Regions from separate parts of the Homo sapiens genome. Here regions 1, 3 and 4 are each linked to region 2. A link is a loop called in an ENCODE intact Hi-C map of the cell type or tissue named here. Cell type or tissue: heart right ventricle. All regions are shown on one strand. Region 1 has its middle 35 kb from the start of CMTM6. Region 2 overlaps CMTM7 (CKLF like MARVEL transmembrane domain containing 7). Region 3 overlaps CMTM8 (CKLF like MARVEL transmembrane domain containing 8). Region 4 has its middle 60 kb from the start of CMTM8.

The links. Hi-C counts contacts between places; a loop is a spot of excess contacts. Peaks named below come from ENCODE experiments on the same cell type or tissue, not always from the same donor. Only the 100,000 strongest peaks of a DNase experiment are listed, where the experiment ranks them.
Region 1: it touches region 2 in a loop (3-fold over the local background); 42 of 110 quality-filtered maps call a loop at or near these places.
Region 3: a loop joins it to region 2, with 4 times the contacts of the local background. A loop is called at or near these places in 37 of 110 quality-filtered maps.
Region 4: a loop joins it to region 2, with 4 times the contacts of the local background. A loop is called at or near these places in 33 of 110 quality-filtered maps.

The regions. Positions count from the first base shown.
Region 1 is chr3:32,465,691-32,469,690 of GRCh38, forward strand. No RefSeq gene overlaps it. Among named protein-coding and RNA genes, the nearest start is that of CMTM6, 35 kb to the right of the region's middle. RefSeq lists silencers at 1,997-2,066, 2,657-2,766. In heart right ventricle, a CTCF peak has its summit at 2,310 (motif pointing left); DNase peaks (open chromatin) are centred at 1,373 and 2,321; H3K4me3 peaks cover 829 bases; H3K27ac peaks cover 254 bases.
Region 2 is chr3:32,396,752-32,400,751 of GRCh38, forward strand. The region is part of intron 1 of CMTM7 (CKLF like MARVEL transmembrane domain containing 7); the gene reads left to right. Among named protein-coding and RNA genes, the nearest start is that of CMTM7, 6.9 kb to the left of the region's middle. In heart right ventricle, CTCF peaks have their summits at 2,460 (motif pointing left) and 2,660; a DNase peak (open chromatin) is centred at 1,973; H3K27ac peaks cover 2,417 bases.
Region 3 is chr3:32,295,358-32,299,357 of GRCh38, forward strand. The region is part of intron 1 of CMTM8 (CKLF like MARVEL transmembrane domain containing 8); the gene reads left to right. Among named protein-coding and RNA genes, the nearest start is that of CMTM8, 59 kb to the left of the region's middle. In heart right ventricle, CTCF peaks have their summits at 1,539 (motif pointing right) and 1,754; a DNase peak (open chromatin) is centred at 1,544.
Region 4 is chr3:32,176,570-32,180,569 of GRCh38, forward strand. No RefSeq gene overlaps it. Among named protein-coding and RNA genes, the nearest start is that of CMTM8, 60 kb to the right of the region's middle. RefSeq lists enhancers at 1,219-1,388, 1,694-1,863 and a cis regulatory region at 1,304. In heart right ventricle, CTCF peaks have their summits at 845 (motif pointing right) and 1,513 (motif pointing right); a DNase peak (open chromatin) is centred at 1,512.

The sequences.
Region 1 (4,000 bases), 69 kb after region 2:
TAGATCTTGTAGGATGGAAAAATTGAAAGTGCCGTTTTCCGGCTATTTGGAACTACTGTCGAGTTTGTATTGGGGTCAAGCGGCATTGCAGAAGAAAATAAGGCATTTAGGTTTTAGGTCAGGAGTGAGTTGAAGAGGTTTTAAGTTCTTAAGAACACGGGCTAAGGGAGAAGAAGGAGGAATGGAAGGTGGAAGCTTGCCCATAGTGAAGGAGGCAAGCCCAGAGAAAGGAGAGTAGAGACACGGAGAAGGGGTGGGGGATTCTTACCCTCCAGAAAAGTGGAAAAGGGGTCAGGGCACGGAAAAAAGGGATGGGGCACAGAGATAAGAGGTTGGGGTTCTTGTCCCTCCTCCAGGAAAGTGGGACTTGCCTCAAAGGGTGAAGGACCAAGGCAGGCGTCCCTGCGTGGTCTGACACCTCTGAAACGTGGGTGAATAATCAGGCGTCCCTGCAATGATTAAACACCAAGGGAAGGCTGCCTTCCCAGTCCATGACCGGCGCCAGAGTTTTAGGTCCATAGATAAAACGTGTCTCCTTTGTCTCTACCAGAAAATGAAAAGAATTGAAATTAAGAGAAGGCAGAGATTGAAGTGTGGCATCAAGATTGAGAGGAGAAAGGTTGAGGAATAGTGAGGGAGGTTGGAGAAGAGAGTAAAAAGAGGCTGCTTACCTGATTTAAAATTGGTGAGATGTTCCTTGGGCTGGTGGGTCTGAGGACCTGAGGTCATAGGTGGATCTTTTTCACGGAGCAAAGAGCAGGAGGACAGGGGATTGATCTCCCAAGGGAGGTCCCCCGATCCGAGTCACAGCACCAAATTTCATGTGCGTCCGTGTGAAGAGACCACCAAACAGGCTTTGTGTGAGCAATAAAGCTTTTAATCACCTGGGTGCAGGCGGGCTGAGTCCGAAAAGGGAGTCAGCGAAGGAAGATGGGGTGGGGCCGTTTTATAAGATTTGGGTAGGTAAAGGAAAATTACAGTCAAAGGGGGGTTCTCTGGCGGGCAGGAGTGGGGGTCACAAGGTGCTCAGTAGGGGAGCTTTTGAGCCAGGATGAGCCAGGAGAAGGAATTTCTCAAGATAATATCATCAGTTAAGGCAGGAACAGGCCATTTTCACTTCTTTTGTGGTGGAATGTCATCAGTTAAGGCAGGAACTGGCCATCTGGATGTGTACGTGCAGGTCACAGGGGATATGATGGCTTAGCTTGGGCTTAGAGGCCTGACAGAAACCACTGACATAAAGGGAGATGCCAGGAACCACTGGGCACCAGGTGGATGGAAAGGGCCCAGGTTGGAGGAGGGCTGGGGAGACAACTGGTGGACTGTTTGGGTTTTATTGCCATATTCTGTGTACATAAAAAACAACATAGGCCGGGTGCGGTGGCTCACGCCTGTAATCTCAGCACTTTGGGAGGCTGAAGCGGGCAGATCACCTGAGGTCGGGAGTTCAAGACCTCAAGACCAGCCTGACCAACATGGTGAAACCCTGTCTCTACTAAAAATACAAAATTAGCTGGGCGTGGTAGTGCATGCCTGTAATCCCAGCTACTCGGGAGGCTGAGGCAGGAGAATCACTTGAACCCAGGAGGCGGAGAGGTTGTGATGAGGCGAGATTGCACCATTGCACTCCAGCCTGGGCAAAAAGAGCGAAACTCCTTCTCAAAAAAATAAAATAAAAATAAAATAAAAAATACTCCACGTAGAGTTATGCAAAAAAGGAAATGTTACCACAGCATGAAGTGTGCCGCTTGGCTCAGTTGTGAATAGTGATAACAGCCAGAATAATGGTCACGCGGAATACTGATTTAACCGAAACTGTGACAAACCTCATCAGCCGGGCAGGGATGCGTGTGGAGCGAGCCGCTGGCCAAGTGCTGCCAGATGCCCCAAGTGACCCAGAGAAATGGTCATCTGGATTTCCACGCTAAACATTTCCCGATTTTTAAATGCTGCCAAGTATCTTTTCAAAGATACACTTCAGGCCAAACACACCTGCTGGGGGCTAGCTGAAGCAGCCAGCCCCAGTTTGCGATCCTGCCCAGGAGGGCCCTCAAGCGCTTGCCCCAGGGTCTTGGCAGTTCTCCGGAAAGTCGGGGCCCCGCCGGTCTGGCAGATGCTTCCTAGCGAACCCAGGGGCAGCGCGCTGGGCGGAGGCCCTCCCTGGGGAGCCCCCGGGGTCCCCGGCCAACAGCTGTGCCTGCTGCCACACCTCCCAGCTGGACACAGCTCTCCTGTAGCGAAAACAAAACCCACCAAGCAGGTGGCTGCAGGAGCCCGCGCGCAACGCGCCCGCTCCTGGCCGCGCACGCCCCCTGGCGGCCATCGGGAAGCATCGCCGCCGCGTTCCTTGGGGAGAGCCACGCCTCTGGGAAAGCTAAGAACTGTTCACATTAGAAGCATCCACTTGCACGGTTTTTTTGTTGCTGTTTTTTGGGGGGTTTTGTTGTTGTTGTTTTGTGGGTTTCTTTTTCTTTTTGAGACAGAGTCTAACTCTGTCACCCAGGCTGGAGTCCAGTGGCGGCACGATCTCGGCTCACTGCAACCTCCAACTCCCAGGTTCAAGCAATTCTCTTGCCTCAGCCTACCCAGTAGCTGGGATTACAGGCGCCCACCGCCACGCCCGGCTAATTTTTGTATTTTAGTAGAGACGGGGTTTCACCATGTTGGCCAGGCTGGTCTCAAACTCCTGACCTCATGATCCGCCCACCTCGGCCTCTCAAAGTGCTAGGATTACAGGCGTGAGCCACCGCGCCCGGCCTGCACGTTTTATTTGAACCTCAGGTACACAGATTAATCATCATCCTGAGTTCATAACACTCTTACACTCTAATCATGGTCCATGCATGGCCTCCTTCCTCCCTCCTTCCCTATTTTTTGTTTATAGTCAGCACTGAAGCTAGTCGTGACAACCTGCATTCAACTGTAACAATATGCTTCTTCAGTTCATCACCCTCCCATCTTTTTCCTCCCAAGGTAACCTCCCAAATCCCCCATTGATCACGGGCTTGCATTTCTTGTAATCTTGGTAGTTTATAATTAAATGGAAAAGATACCACACTGTATGTAATCTTTCAGGACTTTATTCACTTACCATTATGCAACATGTTACATCCTCTTGGCCTCACCTATCCCTTGATCCAGCCACCACTGCAGTGCTAGCCCTGCAAGGCCTACGACCATGTCATGCCAGCATAACCTGATAGCTGTGATTTGGGCCTTCAACTGTCACCTTGGCGCTTTCCTGTGGACACTGCCATGGGACCTGCTCAGCGGCCACACAGTGCAACTTGCAAGTGCTGCAGGGGAATTCACTCCCTGTGAGGTAACACTGACCAATGGGACACAGGAACCAGTGCGTGCATTCTTCCTCCTCCTCTCCTGGACCAGACCACCCTGAGGCACATTTTACACAGCTTCTCAGAGGACAGTCCTGTGGAATCGAGCAACCAATCACACAGTGGTGGCTAACTCAGTAATATCCTCATATTGGCTCACTCTCCTTCCCTGGTTCACTCATGATGATGGCTCAGCGGGCCACGTGGATACAAGCTGAAAATGTGTGCTGGCTGCACTAATAGTGTTATTTCAGGGGTAGCCTTGAAAGACAGCAGTGAAAGGAAACACTCCCAATGGGCAAAGCTCTGGGCAGTGCATCTGATCATCCGCTGGAAAGAAAATATACAGACTCAGGGAGTGGTGAACGGCTTGGCTGATTGGCCAGGGGACTGGAAAGAGAAAGACCGCAAGGCCCCAGAGGGATGAGTGAGACAAAACGAGTCTTCAGCCACTAAACTTCTCAAACAAGCAAGTCATTTGAACAAGAGGTGGATTTCTTACAAAATGCAAACTCTGAGTAATGAGGCCACTGCATATCAGAAAAAAAGCCCAGAAAAAAACCTGCATAATACATGTTATGACTGAAAGCCAGGTATGGATGGAATGAAAGGGACAGGCAGAGCTGGACTAGCTAGGGGGCTGTAAGGGTGCTCAGAACAGCAGA
Region 2 (4,000 bases):
AGTGTCCCCTGCAGGAGTCACAAAAGCTGGGCTGAAAGGCATCCCCTGAGTGCCTGAAGGGTCTGAGCTGAAAGGGATGCCCTGGGGTCTGAAGGGGTCTAGATATCCTTGCTGTGGGATTAAGGAGACCCCAGGATGGGGCTTGTGGCCCTACCAACACGTCCTATCTATTTGTTCATTCAGCAGACATTTATAACTGCCACATTCATCTCCATTTGTGCAGAATCAGATGACTGTGACAAAGTTCTTGCCCTCAAGTAATCTGTGGTTCAGCTTGTCATGGGAAGAGGGGTCTTGTCCCAGACCCCAAGAGACAGTTCTTGGATCTCGTGCAGAAAAAACTTCAGGGCAAGTTGTAGAGTATAGTGAAGTCAAAGTAGTTTACTAGACGCCACTCAATTACAGAGTAGAGACTCTTCAGAAAGCAAGAGGAGGAACGCACCCATTGCAAATACAATGCTTGCTTATATAGGTTATTAAAAATAGTGTACTTTATTACAAAAGCTTGCGATCAGCTTGTGACAAGCTATTAATATTGTTACTTTCCTATGTGATTATTGATTTTAGCAAGAACTTATGAGTGTACCATTATTTTAAAAGCAGAACCTATTCTTAAACTAAGAATACTTTTTCTTCTTGAAGAACTGGGACATTTCCGTAAGTTCTGGGTCTTTATTTAGTTAGTTAATATTATTAACTCGGGCCGGGTGTGGTGGCTCACGCCTGTAATCCCAGCACTTTGGGAGGCTGAGGTGGGCGGATCACGAGGTCAGGAGATCGAGACCATCCTGGCTAACATGGTGAAACCCCATCTCTACTAAAAATACAAAATATTAGCCAGGCGTGGTGGCACACGCCTGTAGTCCCAGCTACTCGGGAGGCTGAGGCAGGGGAATCTCTTGAACCCGGGAGGCAGAGGTTGCGGTGAGCCGAGATCGCAGCATTGCACTCCAGCCTGGCAACAAAGTGAGACTCTGTCTCAAAAAAAAAAAAAAATTATTAACTCATTCCCTCAACCATAAACATCATGTGACCAAGACTGCCCAACCCCCTGGGAATGTAATCCAGCAGATTTGGCTTTCTCTCGGCCTTTATTCAAGATGGAGTCACTCTGGTTAGGATGCCTCTGACAAGCTGAGGGGATGAACAAGTACCAAAATTGGCTGCTCAGGAAGGTAAACGTTCTGATAGTTGCCCACCTTATGGAAGAGGATCAGAGGGCAAAGGTGATATTTAAATTGCATCTTGACAGATGAGTGTAAGTTTTCAGGTTGGGAGTGGCTCATTTACCCCTTTGGTGCCTTTATTCAATATATGTTTAAGTTAGAGATAAGTGGTATGTTAGGGTTGGGAAGGAAAAAGATGTAGCAAGAAATGAGCCAGAATTGGGGTAATTATCTTAATCTTCCCACCCCAGACATTTAGAAATGGGTGCCATCTTATCCACTGAGCATCTGCTATGCTGTTAATCTTACGCTATGTGAAATACAGCTATTAACAGGATAGACTCTTTCTGCCTGTGCAGAAAAACAGACTGTGACGTTTACATAACCATAACATGGACAGAGAATCAGAATGTATTTCACAAGCGGCAATGATGGAAATCTAAATATCTTCTGGGAGGTTCATTTATTTATTTGGCAAATATTTGTTGATCACCTACTGTGATCAGCTAACTAGTAGGTGATCACGACTGTGTGCTAGGGAACTGTGGAAAGAAGACAGATGAGCCCCTGCCTCTTTATACTCAAATAGAGAAAATAAACATTAATCAAAATGGTTATGAATATGTAATTACAAACAGGTTCGAAATTATGAAGGAGAAGTACTCAGTGGTATAGAGCATATACTAGGGAGTGTGACCTTTTGGGGATTAGGAAGGGTGTTTCTGAGGAAGGGACATCTGATGTGAGCATGAGGAAATTGCATCACAAGCAGAAGAAAGAGCGTTGGCCGGCGCAGTGGCTCATGCCTGTAATCTCAGCAGTTTGGGAGGCCGAGGCGGGCGGATGGCTTGAGCCCAGGAGTTTGAGACCATCCTGGGCAACATGGTGAAACCCGGTCTCTACAAAAAAATACAAAAATTAGATGGGTGTGGTAGCACGTGCCTGTAGTCCCAGCTACTCGGGAGGTTGAGATGGGAGGATCTCTTGGAGGTCTAGGCTGCAGTGAGTGGTGATCGCCACGGCACTCCATACAGCCTAGGTGACAGAACAAGACCCTGTCCTCCCATCCCCCCAAAAAGAAAAGAAAGAGCACGGACCCTGGCTGTTAGTGGAGGGAGGAGTATCTCTAGGGCTGGAGGGGAGAGAACAGGGTGGGAGTATTGGGGATGAGACTGGAGGTATGCAGGGACCAGACTCCAGGGTCTGCCAAATCTTGGTGAATATATAGTCCTTAGTCTAAGAAAAATCAGCAAAGCATCATATCAACTCACCATTCATGAGGTGACTCTTAACTAGGGGCTGTACCGCCCCCTAGGGGTTATTTTGGAATTTTATGGAACCTTTTGTTTTTTTTTTTTTTTGGTTGTCACAGGGATTAGGGTTATATTACATATACATCTTATTCATTTCAGAATAGTAATGCAAACTGGAATTTTGACAGTGCAATTTTGACAGTGCAAAATACTTTATATCCTAAAAGGATGTTTTGTCTGAAATAAGATTGAAGGAGCCTTCCCAGACTGGGTGCTGGGGGGAGTACACTAAGGTTTCTTGGCAGGAGAGCGGGTCCTGGAGACCCTCTAAGAGGCCTGGGCAATTCCAGGCTTCACTTTGAGAATTCACAGGTTAGGTGCCAAGTGGAATTCAGCTGTGGGGGATGTCAGCCTCTGGTCTAGCTGTGAATAGACCTGTTAGCACAGAATAGCCCAGCATCATCCAGAAGGGCCCATCCCTTTATGTTCTGCTTTAGATGTGTATGGCGGAGGGCGAGGAGGGGGTCTAGTTTGGTTCCCAAGTGCAGTCTGCACACCCATGTCCTACTTCCTGGAAGTTGGAGAGTAAAAAGCAGCAAAGAACCTCACTGCCAAGATTCTTTGACCTCAGCCCATTCCTGACAAGAAACTACTGTCAGTGACCAAACAAATGCAAAAATAAAATATAATAAAATAAGTTATTGGCTTTATTCCTAACAAAAGTAATACTTGTTCATTGTGGAAACTTTGGGGAGCACAAGAAGAAAATAGACTCACCCACTCCCTCTTCCCCAAGATTAAAAAGTAAAACTAAAGTATTTTATAGTAGATACACATAATTTTGGTGGTGGTTTGTTTTTCTTTTTTAATTGAGACAGAGTCTCAGTTGCCCAGGTTGGAGTGCAGTGGTGCGGTTTCAGCTCACTGCAACCTCTGCCTCCCAGGACCAAGCGATTTTCCTGCCTTAGCCTCCCAAGTAGCTGGGATTACAGCCATGTGCCACCACACCCGGCTAATTTTTGTATTTTTAGTAGAGACGGGGTTTCTCCATGTTGGCCAGGCTGGTCTCAAACCCCTGACCTCAGGTGATCCACCTGCCTTGGCCTCGCAAAGTGCTAGGATTACAGGCGGGAGCCACCTTGCCCGGCTGGTGGTGTTTTTCTTTAAACAAAACTAGGATGATTCTATACATATTTTGTAAATGCTTTTCTTTTTTTTTCTTCTTCTTCTTTTTTTTTTTTTTTTGAGGTGGAGTCTCACTCTGTTGCCCAGGCTGGAGTGCAGTGGCGCGGGCTCACTGCAACCTCCACCTCCCGGGTTCAAGTGATTCCCCTGCCTTAGCCTCCCGAGTAGCTGGGACTACAGATATGTGCCACCATGCCCAGCTAATTATTGTATTTTTAGTAGAGACGGGGTTTCACCGTGTTAGCCAGGATGGTCTTAATCTCCTGACTTCGTGATCCACCTGCCTCGGCCTCCCAAAGTGCTGGGATTACAGGTGTGACCCACCATGCCTGGCTGTAAATGCTTTTCTTGCTGTTTGTTTAGTATGTGGTGCATTTTGTTCGTCTGCAGTTTGGT
Region 3 (4,000 bases), 100 kb before region 2:
AGACAGGAGAATTGTTTGAATCCAGGAGGCGGAGGTTGCAGTAAGCCAAGATTGCAACACTGTGTTCCAGCCTGGGCAATAAAGCGAGACTCCATCTCAAAAAAAAAAAAAAAAAAAAAAACAAAACAAAACAGCGGAAAGAGAAAATCCCTGTCTTTGTGGAGCTTGCATTCAATTAGGGTGATAGACACCCAATGAATAGAAGTAAATGATTCAGTAGTAAGCATAGATCCAACTATTGTATATCATTTTGTTAAGTTGAGGAACTGTAAGTTCCTTGGGGGCAGGAAGGATGACTGCCCTTCATGGAACCTCTTCAGAGCCTAGTATGATGGAGGAAACCCATACCCACATCTATTAATGTCTCCCCTCTGCTTAAACCCCTAGCAGCTCCTCATGGCCTCCGGGCTATGGTTCAGACTCCTTTCCTGGACTGCAAGGCCCTGTGTGATCCGGGGCCTGCCTTTCTATCTGGCTTTGTTTGTTGCCTGGATATCTATCCACCCTACGTTCCAGCTCCACTGGACCTCCAGTTCCTAAAATGTTCCATGCTGTCTCATCTCTGCTTTATTCTACCTGTTATTCCACTTGCCTGTAATGGTTTCCATGCCCACCTCACCTGGCTAATATCTATATATCCTTTAAATCCTTTTGTTCTGTCTTGGATGTCACTGTCTTCAGGAAACCATCCTTGATTTTCCCACCTCTCAGTCTGTGTTGTGTGCCCCTCCAGCTCTGTGCTCAGTAACAATCAGGACTTCTTTGCTTCAGCCTTTTATTTTTTATTTTTTTTTAAATAAAGATGAGGTCTCACTATGTTGCCCAGGCTGGTCTTGAATTCCTGAGCTCAAGTGATCCTCCCACCTCGGCCTCCCAAAGTGCTGGGATTACAGGCATGAGCTACCACACCTGACCCAGACTTCTACAGCATTATAGGGTAATTGCTGGTTTACTTGTCTGAATCTCCCTAATTGTTCAGCCCCCTCCGGAGTAGGCTTGTCTCTCCCATCTGGTGGTATGTATCTGCAATGAGTACCTGGCACAATGAGTTATGGCTAGACAGATGGATAGTTGAAGCGTAGAATAGGAAGTGGATACATGTTCTGACTTGGCTCTCCTCACTGGGGCCAGCCCAGTCGGAACCTGTTTTCCTTTGTAGGAATCTTGTTTCCCTTTGCCACTCCCTTGAGGCAAGCAACAGGTCCTGCTTCTGGTCCATCACAGGTCTGATGACCCTGGAATGATCACTTACCATTCTGGGGCATTTATTAAATGACCCACTGGGGCTGCAGGATTGCTTAAGTGCAAGAGCTCTGTTGATGTATTCCACAGGAATGGCACCCCTTAGGGTTGTGTAATGTGCCCATGTTGCATTAGATGTTCCATCCAGATCTGAGGTTCCATGGGTGGGGGCCTCCTGCCTCTCTCACCCAGGTTTTCCTCGGGAAGAGCAGTGCCTAATTAAAACCACAAAGGGAAAAACCAGGGCGGCAGACTGTGTGTTATTGTGGCTGATGATGCTTGACATGGCCAGTAGAGGGCAGCAGAGCCGTCCACCATGACCTCCACATTTTCGTTATTGTAAATAAGGGATCCTGAGGATGCCTTCTCCACTCCCTCCCCGTGTGTTTGCTCTCATAGGATGGTTGTTTTTCTGGAAGGTTTGTGGTCTAGCCATTGAACAGAGAGAAAAACATCCCCTTAGGATGTGTTGATGCAAAAAGATGATTTTAGAAAAATTGCCCTCTGGGTTCAAAGAAAGATTACATCATTTCCTCACCTTGAATGTACACAGTCTAGGGATATCTAAACTTTATTTTTTTAATTTATTTATTTTTGAGATGGAGTTTCACTCTTGTTGCCCAGGCTGGAGTGCAGTGGTACAATCTCGGCTCACTGCAACCTCCACCTCCTGGGTTCAAGTGATTCTCCTGCCTCAGCCTCCCAAGTAGCTGGGATTACAGGCGCCCGCCACTGCACCCAGCTAATTTTTGCATTTTTTAGTAGAGGTGGGGTTTCACCATGTTAGCCAGGTTGGTCTCCAACTCCTGACCTCAGGTGATCCACCCACCTATGCCTCCCGAAGTGTTGGGATTACAGGCGTGAGCCACCGTGCCTGGCCTGTACCTAAACTTTTGATGAGGCTATTCTTATCTGTGAACCAACATTTGTGACTAAAGCTCACCTTGGGGAATACAGTGGTAACCTTGCACAGAGAATGCTGTGGCTAGCAGCAGCCCCGTCTGGGGTGGCGCAGACACTCCAGGCTGCTTTGTCTGTCTGAAATCCCAGCAGTGTCATCACAGCATCTTGTGCAAAACATTGATGGTGAAAGATAACAATTTCTTCTATTGCTCACCAGCCTCATTTGGAAAGTTAATTACCAGCTTGTGGAAGTTAAGGAAAGACAAGTTCTTAAACTCAGGGGGATTTGGCATTTTAAAATACAGGTCTGTGGGTGGGAAAATAAGGTTTGTGTGTGGGAAGGATTTGGGAAAATGGACTGAGTGTTAATTTAAGGACTTGAAGTGTTTATGAGGGAACCCTGGATAAGAATAACATTTTAAAAATTGGAGATGATGAGAAACTCAAGCACCAAGGTAAAGAAGTCTGGCTTGTGTTCTTCAACTGGTTTCATGGTCATCAGCAGCAGCCATTGCTCAGAACTCCAACAAAAGCTCTCTAATCTCTTAACTAAAAACTTTTTTTTTTTTTTTGGTTGGGGGTGGGGGGCAGTGGCTGGAGTCTCGTTCTGTCGCTGAGGCTGGAGTGCAGTGGCACAATCTGGGCTCACTGCAACCTCTGCCTCCCAGGTTCAAGCAATTCTATCTCAGCCTCCCCAGTAGCTGGGACTACAGGCTCCCACCACCATGCCCAGCTAATTTTTGCATTTTTGGTAGAGACAGGTTTTGCCATGTTGGCCAGGCTGGTCTCAAACTCCTGATCTCAAGCAATCCACCCGCATTGGCCTCCCTAAGTGCTGGGATTACAGGCGTGAGCCATCACGTCCAGCCCCTAATTAAAAACTCTATATAAATATTTGAGGATCTAAAATACAGAGATACTATAAACATACCCCCCTTTTTTTTTTTTTTTTTTTACTTTCTGAAATCTTTCATTCTCTTTAAAAAATTTCAGAATGAGCACTCTTGGTCTCTTTCCAGGGCGATCCTTGCTAGATATTTTTCTTATATCCAGCTTCTGCTAATTAAATTGAAACAATCCTGACTTCATATTTCACTTGCTCTCCTATCATTCGGCTCCTTATCAGATTGCTGCTTTTTAAAAAAAATTTTGAGACAGGGTTTCACTCTGTCACCCAGGCTGGAGTGCAGTGGTGCGATCTCAGCTCACTGCAGCCTTCTCCTGAGCTCCAGCAATCCTCCCACCTCAGCTTCCCAAGCAGCTGGGACTAGGGGCATGCGCCACCACACCCAGCTAATATATATATATATATACACGTGTGTATGTGTATATATATGTGTGTGTGTATATACACACACACATATATATACACACACATACATATATATACACACATACACACACACACACATACACACACACATATATATATATATATGTATATATATATATATTTTTTTTTTTTTAGAGACAGGGGTCCAGGCTATGTTGCCCAAGCCGCTCTTGGACTTCTGGGCTCAAATGATCCTCCCACCTCAGCCTCCCAAACAGTTGGGATTATAGACACGAAACACTGTGCCCCGCTCAGATTGCTGCTTCAAATCCCTCTTGGGATCACACCTCAAAGAGTCCTGACGTATTTTCATAGAAAACAGCCCATGGGCCTAGAGCCTGTATTATCATACAGTGTAAGGTGAGAAAATTTCAAGGCACGATTTCCAAATGTTAATTTTTCTTCCTTCTACTCCTTCCTTTTGGAGAAGAATTTAAAAGGGACCATTGGTTTGAATCAATGAAAATATTGGCTTAGGTTACTCTGTATTTTGTAAACTTGTTGAAGTACTTGGTTTAACCA
Region 4 (4,000 bases), 220 kb before region 2:
AGGAGGCAGTTTCAGCAAGGAGAGTGGTAGGAAAGATAAAACCTCTTTGCATCCTAATCTTTCTGGTTTGCTTGTCTGTTATCTTTGGAGACAGCATAATTTTCACTAGGATGCTGTGTAATCATGAAGCTAATGAAATGTAAGCTTCAAGACCCTCACTTGTGTAAATCCTTTCTAAGGCCCTGTACCAAACTTTGTTTTCATAGATTTTTATTTTTCTTAAAGTCATAACCCCCTAAAACTAGTCCATCTCTAGTTTCAGAACTTTGGAGTCAGGTGGGGGTTCAAATTTTAGACCTGTGTGAACTTGGGGAGCTAACTTCCCCCTAGGCCTTAATTTTCTTTTCTGTAAATAGTATCTTTTATCTTGGGTTTCTTGAGAAGTCAGAAAACATGTCATTTGCTTTTCCCAATTCCCTGAACATATTAGGGGACTTCATGATGGAAAGAACCCAGAGAGAAAATGACAAATCCATATTTGGATGGAATTGCTTGGGACCTTTGTGGGGAGATGTGCAGGAAGCAAGAGGACACTCTGGACAACAGATCAAAAGGGGATGAGGAGCAGAGATGTTGGGTGAGGCCAGTGTCCAGGCAGTTACTGAAGCCAGAGTTGGGTGAAGGAAGTATCTGTGTGGCAGGAAGGAAGAAGCGGGAGTCTAAGCCCAGCACAGTGTCCAGGGTGAGGCCTGAACTTCAGAAGTTCACATTTCATTTCTTGCGGGTAATTTATGAATCTTGCATCCCATTGCTCAGGACTTACTCATTCAGGACTCTGTTCTCATTGATCCTGCCGTCCTAAGTGTGACAACCGTTTGAAATTAATTATTGCAATACCCAGGATAATCACTTGAGGGCAGCACTGCGCAAGGGTTATTCAACCAACAACGTTCATTTAACAGATACTTATTGAGGACATGTCGTGTGCTAAGCAAAGTTGTAACTAGGGTCAAGGAAAGCTTTCCTGAGGAAGTGACCCTCGACCCATGTAGCAGGATGGGGTGGAATTAAATAGGGAAGGAAGAGGTGTTCCAGGTAAAGGTAGCAGCATGTGCTAAGGCTCTGTGATGGCAGAAAGCCTGGGAGTGGGGGAAGAAGGGACAGTGCCGTGGTAGCTGGAAAAGTGAGTGGGATGTGGATGCAGATCGGGATTACAGCTCAGTTTCTGGAGCCTATTAACATTTTCTGAGCGGTTACTATGTGTCGGGCCCTTTCCTATAACTTATTTCAGGGAAGGTGGTAATAGTCCCATTTTACAAAGGCACAGAGGTATGGCTACCACCAGTCTTTCTTCAAGGCACCTCTCCTTCCCAGAGCATCCTTGTCTCCACTGGACACTTAGTCCTACCTTTCCTTCAACACATGGGTCAATTGTGGCTTCAAGTTGAATATCTTACTGATCATTTTGTGCATACAACGTGTTCTGGTGACTGGGCAGTTCTCCCTAAGCCAGAGGTTCTACTGATACTGTGTGTCCTCAGTATCTAGCCCACAGATGACCACTAGGGGATGCTCTGTTCCAGTTGGTTCCTGTCTGGAAATAGGCACATGACATGGCGATTTGGCAGAACAAATGACATAGTGATGTAGTAGATCTTGGCTCCACTTCATCCCTCCCTGAATCCATGCATTTTGCCACAAGACTTTACAGGCTTTACAGACACGGTATATCTCCCAGGCCCTCAAATCTGGCTTTGCTCTTGTGACTTGCTTTGCCAATGCAGTGTGGCAGGAGTGATGGTGTGCCAGATGCAAGCAATATATATATTTATCAACTCGACTTTCTCCTATACTTTTGCTCTATTTAGTCTCATTTTGAAGGAGATAAAATATGAATTCTATTTTAAATATTTTTATTGCATACAATAGCTCAAATTCATTTCTTTTTATCTGCTGTCTTACTTTCCATTATATGAATAAATCCCATTCTAGTTATTCATTTCCCTATTGATGGGATTTAGGTTGTTTGAAGGTTCTCTTTTTTTTTTTACTAATAAAGAAACAAAATGGGAAATATTTCTGTGCATGCCTCTTGTGTACCTAAGTGAGACTTTCTCATGGGTATATACTAGGAAGCCATGGGATACTCACATCTTCAAATTTACTAAAATATTACTAAATTGCTTTTCAAAGAACTTGGACCAATCTATTCTCCCACCATTATTAGTATAGAAGAATTCTCATTTCTCCACATTTGGCATCACCTGGTGTTGCCATACTAATTTGTGTAGGTTTTTGCCAATCTGATAGGTCTGAAATGGTATCTGGTTGATATTTTAATGTTCATTTCCCTGATTTCCAAAGATGTTGAGCTTCTTTCCTTGTGTTCGTTGGCCTTCCAATTTCCTTTTGTGAGTTGACTGTGCATTTCCTCTGTTTTCCTTTTCTTTTCTTCTTCCTTTTTTTTTTTTTTTTGAGTTGACTTGCTCCTGAAAGTCTGTCCTTACATAATCTTAATATTTTATATTATATATAATGTATGCTTGTATATTATATAAAGATAATATATTAAAGACTATAATATAGTATATGCAATACATTTAAAATATATATCCTTTGTATATTTGGTTGCTTATATGCACTGCAAAGATCTTCCAGTATTTTATAACAGTTTTATTGAGATGTAGTTCATATATCATACAATTCAACCATTGAAAGTGTACGATGGGTTTTTGTTACAATTTTAGAACATTTTCACCAACTTGAAAAAAAAAAACCTTCACCTTTTGGCTATCATTTCCCTATTCCCCCATCCCCAACCCTAAGCAACCACCAACCTACCTTCTGTCTCTATCAATTTGCCTATTCTGGACATATAAATGGAATCATATAATATGTGGTCTATTGTGACTGGCTTCTTTCATTTAGCCTAATTTTTCAAGGTTTATCCATGTTGTAGTATGTATCAGAACTCCATTCCTTTTTATGACCAAATAATATTCCATCGTAGGGATATGCTACATTGTTTTCCCATTCATCAGTTGAAGTAATGTTTACTGAAAAATGTAACTGAAATTCAAAACTGTTTTTAATAGCATCTGATTTCTACTCATCTGATCTGATTGCTTACCCCTGACCTCTCCTCACACATAAATAAAGTTGGTTTTGTTTGTTTTGTTTTGTTTTTACCATGATGATCAAAAAGTTTCTGACTGGCTTTGAACTGTACTTCATTGGTGAAAATCCTCCATTCCAATCCCTATAATTAAAGAGGTAGGCCTGGGGACCCTTGTTATCCTGTGTGGCCTGGGATCAAGAGCATCAGCATCACCTGAAGCTCGTTAGAAACTCACTCTCGTCTCGCAGACCTGTCTGGATTAGACTCTGAACTTGAAGGAGATCCCCAGGTGAGTCCTGTGCCCATTTGCTTTGACAAGCTCCGCCCTGGACCACTCTTTCTCACCCGGGTGAGTGTTGAAATCACCTGGAAGCCTTTGGGAACAATGCCAAGGACCTGCCCGCCTTTCCGAGATTCTGATTTCACTGCTCTAGAGTGGGTCCCAGACTTAGAGTGTCTCCAGAGCTCCCACGGGATCCCACTGAACAGCCAGACCTGATGCAGAGATCTTTGAGGAGCAATCCCAACTTTTTTCTGTAAACCACTTTCATTTAGGGATGTTTAGTCTACATGATTTAAGCCACCAAATTTGCAATTCTGTTAAGCAAAACTGACTGGTTCTCGGTGAAGGAGCTGCAGGCCCCTTTTTAAAGGGACTGGAGTATGACGGCCAGTACACCTTATGAGTGGGTGTCAAGGCTCTGTTGACAAAGATGGTTTGTGTTTCTAAGAAAACACAGCTGAAGCCCTGTGAAGGGTAGGTTGCCAAGGATGTGCTAGTTTTTCTTGGTTCATTTTCAGTTCTCCGTTTACAAATTTGCTCTGCAAATTTGGAATGGCTACTACTTTAAGCAGCGTTTACCCAAAAGTGACTTCTTCCTTACTCCTGCCAACAGAGTAAATACAATAAGAATGGACATCTTGGGTAGACATCAGGATGTC